Regions from separate parts of the Homo sapiens genome. Here region 1 is linked to region 2. A link is a loop called in an ENCODE intact Hi-C map of the cell type or tissue named here. Cell type or tissue: K562. All regions are shown on one strand. Links, peaks and the distances in the headings refer to the core of each region. The heading gives the core; the rest is flanking DNA.

Region 1 (5,388 bases), core at 174-5,173, 1.1 Mb after region 2:
TACTCTGTATGCATATAGAGTGTGTGTGTGTGTGTATATATATATATATATATATGTATATGTATATATATATATATATGTATATGTATATATATATATATGTATATGTATATATATATGCATATACATACAGAGTATATATATATGCATATACATACAGAGTGTATATATATATACTCATATATATACACACATATAGAAGTTTAAATATATGCTTTTACTATATATAAGATTTCATATATATGTATATATGTGTATGCAGAGTATATATATGTGTGTGTGTATATATATTATATATATATTCTGTACAAATACACACTAACACACATACACTTAGGAACTCACTTTTAAAGATGGACTCCCAAAATATATAAAATCATGCACATAAGATCCTCAACCATCACATAGAATATTTATTATGTATTTATTAAGACTATTCCACCTAGTGGCATATGCATTTAATGCTCTCATTCCACAAAATGAAGTGCAGTGTTGAGATAACCATGATGATGCAGACAGAAACCCACATGTGCCTTTCAGGTAATGACTTTCTCTTGCTTGGAAAACTACAAAGTAAATTTGAAACCATGGGCAACACGGTGGCAGTCACATGGATAAGATTAAAAAAAAAAGAAGAGGAAGAACAGAAACATCAGGAGCCTTTAAGCTGTTTTCTAAATTCAGAATCACCAGAATATTTATGTTGGCAGCATCCCTTAACTCTCAGCAGGAGATTTGACAGAATGTACTCTATACATAACCCGCACAAGCCCCAGATCAAGGGGAGAGTATTTGCATAAACAGAATCCTAGAGACCATGTCATCACTATCTTTCTCTTCCTGCTTCTTCCTTCTCTACCCTACAAGCAGGTTGTATTGAGTTTCCTGGGCTACCTTCCATGAACATCAAGGAATGCAACAGAGATGAATGTTACATCGACACCAGCAGTGCCACCACAAGAGAAACTGTTTGTACACTCTTTTCATTTCTCAGTGCAAGCAAGCATCTAAAGACTTTGCACCTGTTCTAGTTAGCTCTGGCAAATGCAGTCTGTATTTATATTAATAGAATGATGTTTTCATAACAAAATGGACATGTAGGGATTGTGGCATTTACTTTGGATGCTCTCATATGTGTGCAGATTGGGAGAGGGATGACTGTTACATAAAGTCCCATGGCAAGGGAAGAAGACCCACACATCCCACACTGAATCATCAGGGGACAGTTTGAGAACCTTTTGTGGAATGACCAGAAACTCAAGTATTAGAAATTAAATTAGATACTTGATAAAGAGGGAAATAAGCTGGATATAAATGGGCTTTTCATGGGTAGTTTGAAACTATGAACTCTTTCGTGTTCCATCTCCTGTTTCTGTAATTTGTGTCTTATCTCTCCAGAGCAGAGCTGAGAACTGGTGAGATCATTTTTGGCTCCATTCCTGAAAGTTTGTTTTGAGTCACCAGTGTAAATATTGCCCACCCAATCCGTACATTTGCACAAATTAACTGAAACCAGCTACCCAATTCCTTGTTCATATTTGGATCTGTTGATTAACCCTGACAGCTGTAACCTCATTAGTCCAAGCTCTGGCCATAGCTGAGCAGCTGTCAAATTAGGAGGAAGTGGACTCACTGAGGTTGCCTCTATGGACCAGGCATGTTAAAATCAATAGGCGCTCTAAAAGGTTTCAGTTATGATTCTAATTCTAATTTATGTTGTGCTGTGGGCTCTTCACCTAGATCTATAATATGGCCCCGAAATTGGTTGTTTTTGAAGAAAGCAGGGGCTCTCTCACAAAGCGGGAACATAGGTTTTACCTGGAAGACACTGGGTCTGCATAGGTTGGAAATGGGTTTTTAGCATGCATTGTAACACAGACATTTTAATATATTTTAAAATATTAGTTTCTAATGTATTTTTTGGCAAGAGTGATTCTGTTAGTTTTGACAAGAGGCCAACAGTGTCCTGATCAGAGGAATAAGAAAGATCCTGCGGCTGGTACTCACTAGAAAATGGAGATAAGTAGGTAGGAAAGAGTTAGAAAACACTCCTATAGGAATGAGGTTTTCCTAACTAGAACACAAAGTTCTTGGGGTGAATTCTGTTCATTTCTATATGAATCTGTAAGGAGGAATTGGGAAGTGAACATTCACAGTATCTACTAATTAAAACCTGGATGTTCAGGGAAGGAGATCATTTTCCATCTGCCAAAGTGTTGAAAAGGACCCTGGGATAGGGTCAAACGCAATGTGTGAATTTTCTTGGCAGCATTTTCATCATGGGGCGATAGCAGGTTGGAGCAGAAGATGGTCTAAGAAAAATCTGGAGACCTCAGTCCTGGTCCCAGTTCTGCCGCAGTCTACTAGTATGGGTGTTGGAGGAATCCTCAATCTCTCTAGATCTCAGCAGACTCATTTATAAAATGAGGACGTTTCTGAGATGATTGCAATGGTCCTGTCCATCTGCAGTGATTAGAGCCTCTCAGAACAAATACATTATTATAAGAATATGCTCCATCATGGCCCAAGGTGGGTCTACATTCTAATTTTCTAGCTTTAGGGAATTCTCTTCCAGTCTTTTGTAGTGCCCTGTAGCCTATTATGCAGGCAGGTACTGTCCTTTGGCACCCCCTGGTGGCATCTGCAGCTGTTAAACCTGCCTTAATCATGGGGGCCTCACCGGTAAGAAGGCTAACTGTGGGGACTGGTAGGAGCCCAGGTGCTGTTTACAAGGGAAAAAAGCAATCCAGAATCTCATTTTTCCATTTTAGCTTTTAACTCATCGCATCTTAGAGGCTTAGATAAGCATGTTGATTTTAAAAAGCAGCTGTATTAATCAGATGCTAATAAAGCATCTAGCTTTCTTTAGGTTGAAGGATTTTGCGAATGACCAGGACTTCTGTTTCTATTATTGTGAGAAAATAGACCAAGAAAAGAGGAAGTATTTAGGTATTTAGTGGAAACCAAATGCTTCCTGTGCACTTGACTAATTTAAAACTCCCAGAAAATATTGGATAATGTGTACCCTGACATTTCCTAGGTATAGATTAAAGCAATAAAAAAATATTAAAAGGTTACTGAGCTTTTTCCTACCCCTTTCCTTCAATTTAAAAATCATTTACAAAGGAAGCTCTGAAAGTCAGAAGTTAGATTTAAAAAAAAAGGGAGAGAGAGAAAGTAGGTTCTTAATGTTATGGAATGACAGGTAAATATATTTTAACTATTGTGAGTCCTTATAATCCCTCAAATCACGATCATCTACAGGTAAGTTATTAATTAGATTATATTTGCCCTAATTGCATCAGTTCTACTGCTTTTGTTTACAATTATCGTCTTGCTGCGACTTTGGAAGTGTATTGAAACTTTGTAAAAAAAAATTGTCTTTGATTTACTGTAAAAGCATCTACAACATTTTTAATTTAAATGATTTCAAATGCCAAAAGTTTTGACTATGCAAAGAAACTAAGTAAATACAGTATAAAGAAAGAGGAAAAAACCCACAAAACTTTAATTATTCTAAATTACGTTAATTTAGTTTGATATGATTATAACAACTATAACTATTTCCAGGTAGGGCTAAAAGAAAAAAAAAAAGTCATAGGAAAGAGAAAAGTGAATATTCCCTAAAGGAGAAAAACATTTCTTTGCCATGTTTACTTGACTCCTTCTGGCAAAAGGCTGTTAACAGTTGTACCACACGGTTCAACCAGAGCTTGTTTCCAGAAAAAAAATATATATAATTGCATCTCAGAGATTTGGTTTGGAAAATCTGCTTTTGTTTCCAATGCCTTGTCTCTTTTCAACCACGTTTATAAGCATTTTCCAAGGTCTTTACGAGCACTTTGCCTGCCTCTCCACGCTCCTAAATATCACCCTCTCCTCCTTATGGCCAGCCACGTTTTCAGCCTTGGCCAAGGAATAAAACATTGGTTCACCTCAAAGGCTGCCATTAAATTTACCTCATTTATTGACCAGCAGGAGGTGCACCACCCTACTGAGGTCAGCCTTAGCTACAATGCTGCAGAGCCTATTGGCACCCCAGACTGCTACCCTGTTAAATGACTGGCGGGCCCCCTGGGCCAGGTAAATCCTACTGTTGACATATTGGTGGCAATGCCCTTGGAACACCTTTGATCCATTAGTATACTCTCTCCATTCAAGGGTGTATTTTACTGTGTGTTGACTAAAAGCAACCAGGTATAGAGGAGTGAAGGAAACAAAGTGAGCTCCTACTGGAAGAATAAGCCATTTATACTTCTCTGCAGTAGATATCAGGTCTACTAGGACATCAAGTTTAAGGCAAATAAAGCCTTGAGAATTCCACTCTTTGGATAGAACCACCATGGGGCCTCTGCTGCCCTTGAGGTGGTCAGTAGTAAACTGCCTACGAACGTGCAAGCTCACTAAAAGCCATGCTTTCACTGCTGAATGGCCCTTTGGCATGGATTTCTTTGCTTTTCCTCATCATCGCTTTGTCATTCTGTAAAAATGTGAGCTCTGTCAGCACAATGACTATTTAAAACAACCTTGAGTACTTGAATACACTGTTACATAGTAATAGTGCCTGCAGTATCTGCTTGTATTTTTTAAGAGGCTGATAAAAGATCATATTCAATATAAGGGGGCGGGGGGTTTCCTTCTCTTGATGCAATTAAGTACATAAAAATGTGCCAGATGGGAAACGCTAGATATCTGAATAATCATTTTATTCATAGACCGTCAAATGGCATCAGGCAATAATCCCTTAAATGTTCCCACTTTAAACCCTGCAAACACGCCACTCTCAGTCCTGACCTGGAGTGACCAGGTTAGATGGTCAGGGCTCTCAAATCCGAATGCTGATTCAGGCCTTCTTTCTCTGCTGCCAATAATAGTTCGTCTAGGTGCCAAATTTAGTGGTGGTTTCTTATGATGCGGATACCTGTCCAGCAGGAATTGGACTGCGACCACAAGCCATTTTCCTTAAGCCACAGAATAACTGTCAGATGGTAACTGCTGATAGTCACTGCTCGCCAGGCTCAGCAGTTTCCAAGTAAAAGACTTTTGAGCCCCCTATTAATCCCACAATTAAACAAATTTTGTCATTATGTAGAAATTCCCTGGGGTGAAAATTCAATGTTCGATCTTCAATTATTTCAAAACAAAACAAAACAAAAAACAAAACAAACAGAGCAACAACAACAAATTCCCTTCTTTTCTCCCCCATGGCTTGGTCCTTTTCCTCTTACTCTTGTGTTAATGATTTTCCGTTAAGCCACATCAAATTCTGTTGGGCATCAGTGAGAATTAAAGTTTTTCAAATTTCAAGTTTTATTCATGCATCGCATTCTTCTGAGAGCGAAAAGTATTTTTGAAATCTTTCTTGTACAGGTTCTGTCTTGTGTAGGC
Region 2 (5,388 bases), core at 144-5,143:
TAATTAAATGTAAAATCTGAGAAAAAGTCAATAGAGCCCCTAAAGTTTCATTTTTTTCAATAATTCTCACACAAACTCAATAAATTTTAGAAAATTCCTCCTATCTGGTAGGCACTGGGAGTATAGTTGTGAAGAACTGGCAAAGACCCCACCTTGATGAAGTAGACATCTTAGGGCAGAGGCATACCACCAACAAATAAATCCATAATATCATGGAGTGACTGGTGCTCCAAATTAACATAGGGCTCAGCTGGTTCAGGGATGGAGTGTAATGGGATGGAGTGAGGAAGGGGATGGCTGCCTTTGTTAGCATGTTTCGGGGAGCCCTGGATGTAGAAGTCACATTTAAGCAGAGGTTCTGAGTGATATGAGGAAGCAAGTCATTGCAACATCTGGGAAGAGCGCTCCAGGTGGGTAAAACAGCAAGTGCGAATACTCTAAAGTGGGAATGTTCAGGCAGAGTTAGAAGTCTTGTGAGACTGGGCACAGTGTGGAAGAAGAAGGTCCAAGGAAATAAGGTCATTCCTGCCCGGTTTCTGTGCAGCCTGGAGGCCATTCTAAGGACTTTGGATGGAATCTGAAATATGAGATGGAGACATTGAGGAGTTAGAAGAGAGAAGGCTCATGATCTGGTTGACACTTATAAAAAGTGAATTAGAAGACATTTCAGTAGTCCTGGGAAAGAAGATGGCAGCTTGCCTAGGGTATTAGCGATGGTGGAGATGAAAAAGGTCAGACGAGGGCTGTATTTTGAATGCAGAGCTGTTGAGTTGTCTATGGACTGACTTTGAGACGTGAGACAAAAAGAGAAGCTAAAGATGGCTTCAACCTGAGTAATGCGATGAAAGGCCATGTGGTTTGCTAAGGATCATCCTTAGTGGGATGAGAGCACCAAGGAGCAGGCTGGGAGGACTTGAAGGCGTGTGATCGTTAAACACTAGTGTTAGATGTGTTGCAGCAGTTCTCTGTAATTAGTCTAAAAGCCCTCATGTAAGAAAAGTGACCATTCAGATTTAACAAGATTGGGATTCAGAAAAGGAGACAATGACTAGAAAATTGGATTCTAATAGAGTTAAGACAGAAACATCTGGTAACAGTTTCCTCACATCTCTGGCACTGGGGAATAGGGGTTATTAATTGAATTGCACTGTGTGTTCATTGTGATTTGTAGCATATGTATGTGACTGAGACACAGATATTAATATGGAAGAATTTCCTCCTCCTCATGACCTTCTGAGGACTTCAAGGGGCCTGCTTTACTCTTGGGCCTTTTTGGTATTGATTAGGGTAATTGATAAAGAGAAGATTTGGCAGCAGCTGAGAAAAGATAGGCAAATTTACACCGGAAAGGGCATGATCCTACAGAAAAAAATTGTAAAGTGAAGAAAGGGGAACAAGAGGCTGACGGGAGACAAGAAACAGTGTGGGAACGTCACAGTGAATTCCGGCTCAGGGACTATGTGATCCGGGAATGGCTCGGCCATTTGTCTTCTATAATAATATTCACATTCTAGAAGCTGTTTTTAGTAATTAAATGCTGCATTTTTAAAAGCATTATCCATTTTTTATTTGCTTATAGACATATGTTTCAAATCTTGGCACCATAATAAATTGGATTTGTAGAAACATGTGAACATTCAAGATAGAAATACTGCTTTAAAAAGGGTTATAACTTGAAATGACCCTCAATTAAACATATTTTAAGATCTTAAATAATTTCAAGAAGTAAAAATTAAAACTTTAGTAAAATTTCAGACTTTCCATTATGTTTTGCTATTGTAAGATTATGAAAACAAACAGATTAATATCTTAGAAATCAGAAGTGTTCCAAAATAACCAAGAAGCTTTCTTTCATGTCTACCTTAGGAAGAAATATTAATAATAATAACAACTAATATTCACTGAGCACATATTGTGTGCCAAGCACTGTCCTGAGTATGTCTATTTTATGGATGAGAAAGCAAAGGTACAGAGAGCTTATGAAGGTCACACAGGTAGGAAACAGCACAGCCATGCATATCCGTGCTCTTAGTCTCTGCAGCAAATTGTGAAATTCTTTCAGGAAGCCAATTTGAATAAAATTCATAAGAATTTTAGTTCTTAAAGAATTTTAGTTTCTCTTTTGCTTTAGTTAAAATCTCACTAGGTTAGTTAAATTCTGCTACTAAAATATTGTTACATTCAATGAACTTTTTATGCAAGGTAGTCAAACTAAAACAAAAGCTAAAACAAAGCCTCCGCTCTCCATCCATCACTTCATTTTATAAGCTATTATAGCAACTTCACCAGCAGATGGCAATGTTGGCTTGGAAAAGTCTGGTGAGCCCACTGCAAATGATTCAAGGGCCAGAATTTTCTGGCACTGGAGAAAAAAGGAGCTGCTTAAGGCTTTTTGAAAGAAGATTTTTGTTTTTGTTTATATAATGATACTGTTGCTTTATTATTTTATGACTTCTCTCTAACCTTCAAGCATTAGCGTTAGACTTGTAGCGAAGGAAAATTCTAGAAACCTTAAAATCACAAGATTTCTGAAACAACACTTTGATTGGACTCATTTTATCAGAGACAAAAAATGTCTGCATGACAACAGACATTAAGTATGCTTACTTGCCTTTTTTTTTTTTTTCTTTCTTTTTTGAGACAGAATCTCGCTCTGATCCCCGCTGCCCCGCCACCCGGGTGGAGTGCAGTGGTGCGATCTGGGCTTACTGCAACCTCCGCCTCCTGGGTTCAAGCAATTCTCCTGCCTCAACCTCTTGAGTAGCTGGGATTACAGGTGTGCACCACCACACCCAGCTAATTTTTTATATTTTTGGTAGAGACAGGGTTTTGCCATGTTGGCCAGGCTGGTCTCGAACTCCTGACCTCAAATGATCCGCCCGCCTCGGCCTCCCAAAGTGCTGGGATTACCGGTGTGAGCCACCGCACCTGCCCTCTTACTTGTTTTTCAAAAATGAAGACAACATTTTAAATTGTAGTTACTTAAAAAGAGATGCAAAACATGTTTTCCCCAGGACTGAAGTACTATAAGATCATAAGATTTAAAAGCTAAAAGGTAATTATAATTTTAAGCTCATTAATTATATTGCAGTTTCACTGAAGTCGTATAAACACCATAAAATAAGATAAATAAGATCATTTAATAGAAAAAAAATCCCTTAAATCATTTGTCTTATGTAATGTAAATGTCGTTTGTAAATATTTACTTGCCTGATTTTCCCAAGGTATTTGATTTTCTCGCTCACTCTATGTTTTCCATAGTAGTAGCTAAAATCACTTTTGTAATGAACTAATGTCAGCAATGCCATAAATGCTGAATATTTCAGGGAGTCCTTATATTAAAATTAAAAGAAACTTCTCTAAGCAACTTTGTTGGGGCTCAAGTACTAATTTATATGGAATTACCTGCTGTTAGTGCCTGTCACGAGTTTTAAAATCATGAACAAGTTTAGACAGAGAATATCTCCTTCAACTTACTAATCTCTTATAAACTGATTATACTCATTTTGAGATTAATCATTCTGAGGTTTTCATTACTTGTATTGGTGCCGCAAAATGGTAAACTTGTACTGAGACTTATTAGTTCCAAACACAAATAATAAGAACCAGTAGACAATTTTCCAAAGTGGATGGCAGAAAGTTTGGCTCTGTGTGACTTAATTTGTTCATTTACTCATTCATTCCTAATTTATTTTTTTCAATAAACGCATACCAAGCACTAAGATATTAGGGCTATAGGGTTGATGAAAACTGTCAAAGTCCTGCCTTGAAGGAACTTACATTCTAAGAGGCTTATAATAAAAGCTCATGTTTATTAACTGTAAGACATACTTACTGTTATAGTGACATTATACTGACTACTGTAAGCAATACTCTTATTTAATCTTCATAATAAATGCATGAGTTTGGGGCTGGGTGTGGTGGCTCACGCCTGTAATCCCAGCACTTTGGGAGGCCGAGGCCAGCAGATCACCTGAGGCCAGGAGTTAGAGACCAGCCTGCGCAACATGGCAAAACCCTGTCTCTACTAAAAAATACAAAAATTACCCGGGCATGGTGGCATGTGCCTGTAGTCCCAGCTACTCAGGAGGCTGAGACAGGAGAATTGCTTGAACCCAGGAGGCAGAGGTTGCAGTGAGCTGAGATTGTACCACTGCACTCCAGCCTGGGAGATAGAGCGAGACTCCATCTCAAAACAAAAAAAAAAAAAAAAAAGAAAAAAAAGCATATGAGTTTGGTTCTAATTTACATCAAATGAATAAATATCAAGTAACTTGATATCTTATAGCATGATAGTTTTACCTTGGAAATGGGTGTAAAATTTATTTTTTGGTTGCCAAAAAATGCCATTTGGATAATAAGGGATTGTCTATGGTTTAGATGAAACTGATTTGATCCATCAAAAAGATTTACTGAACAATTACTATGTGTCTAGTACTCTGCTATAAATTAGGTAAGAAATGGAAAATTATTCCCTTCCTATAAGCCACATATATTCTAGTTACATAGCTGTATTCATTTTTATTCCATTATTTAAGATGGCAACCCGTGAGGAGTCTCTGACCCATCCTCTTCCTACTTCTTATTAAAATTCTTGGGAAAAGAGTATCCAACAGAGCCAGTTACACAGGAGGGTTGACAAGTGGCAGGCATGGGAGCAATGGTGCATGGACTCAGGGTTTCAATCTGAGACCTCCTATTGAAAAAAAATAAATAAATAAAAAATAAAATTCTGAGGAAAAGAGAAATATATAAAAACTTGCAGCACTGAAAATCAAGACTGGTAATATTCTAGACCCTAAGAGAAATGTTTCTTAACTCTCAGGAATGGCCTGGGTTGAAATGCCCAGCCTGTGCTGTGACACAGGAAACTGAACAGCCTTAATACCTCCCAAACCGTCTACCCCTGCTCCAGAAATGCAAGGACTGGACTGGAAGGAAAAATGAAAACAAAAAAACTCAGGCATCTCTTCCTCCCTGCTGTGACTGCAACTCCCAGAAGACAATTGAACTAGTAGAGAATGCATTGAATCTTGGGCTATGTAATCTCCTAAGTAAAGTACTCTAAGCAGAAAGTGCCAGCTCTGTAAGGAATCACTTTTCATATTCTCTTTGTGTTCAGTGTCAGAGAAATAGTAGAAGAGGTAAAATACAATCCCATTGGTTCCACAGAACAAAGCTAGATGTAAGCAATTGGTTAGCTGCTAGAATTTGGGCTAGGAGCTGAGTATACTAACCTATTAAACAGTTATAGACCTAAAGAGAACATTTAACCCGCATCCAATTGTCAGACAGTAAAACCAAAAACATCATCCACGCTCTGGCAAATTCCAGGTCTGTTAGGTAACCCCTCATGGGACTATGAATAGGCAAAGAAATAAGAAAACA

The links. A loop is a pair of places that touch in the nucleus more often than their neighbours do. Peaks named below come from ENCODE experiments on the same cell type or tissue, not always from the same donor. Only the 100,000 strongest peaks of a DNase experiment are listed, where the experiment ranks them.
Region 1: it touches region 2 in a loop (4-fold over the local background); 5 of 110 quality-filtered maps call a loop at or near these places.

What each region holds. Positions count from the first base shown.
Region 1 is chr6:132,960,408-132,965,795 of GRCh38, reverse strand. No RefSeq gene overlaps it. Among named protein-coding and RNA genes, the nearest start is that of LINC00326, 120 kb to the left of the region's middle. In K562, for the core only: CTCF peaks have their summits at 2,622 (motif pointing left) and 3,971 (motif pointing right); DNase peaks (open chromatin) are centred at 1,465 and 2,655.
Region 2 is chr6:134,094,224-134,099,611 of GRCh38, reverse strand. All of the region lies in intron 2 of LOC124901404 (a long non-coding RNA gene), which reads right to left. Among named protein-coding and RNA genes, the nearest start is that of SLC2A12, 44 kb to the right of the region's middle. In K562, for the core only: a CTCF peak has its summit at 2,290 (motif pointing right); a DNase peak (open chromatin) is centred at 2,321.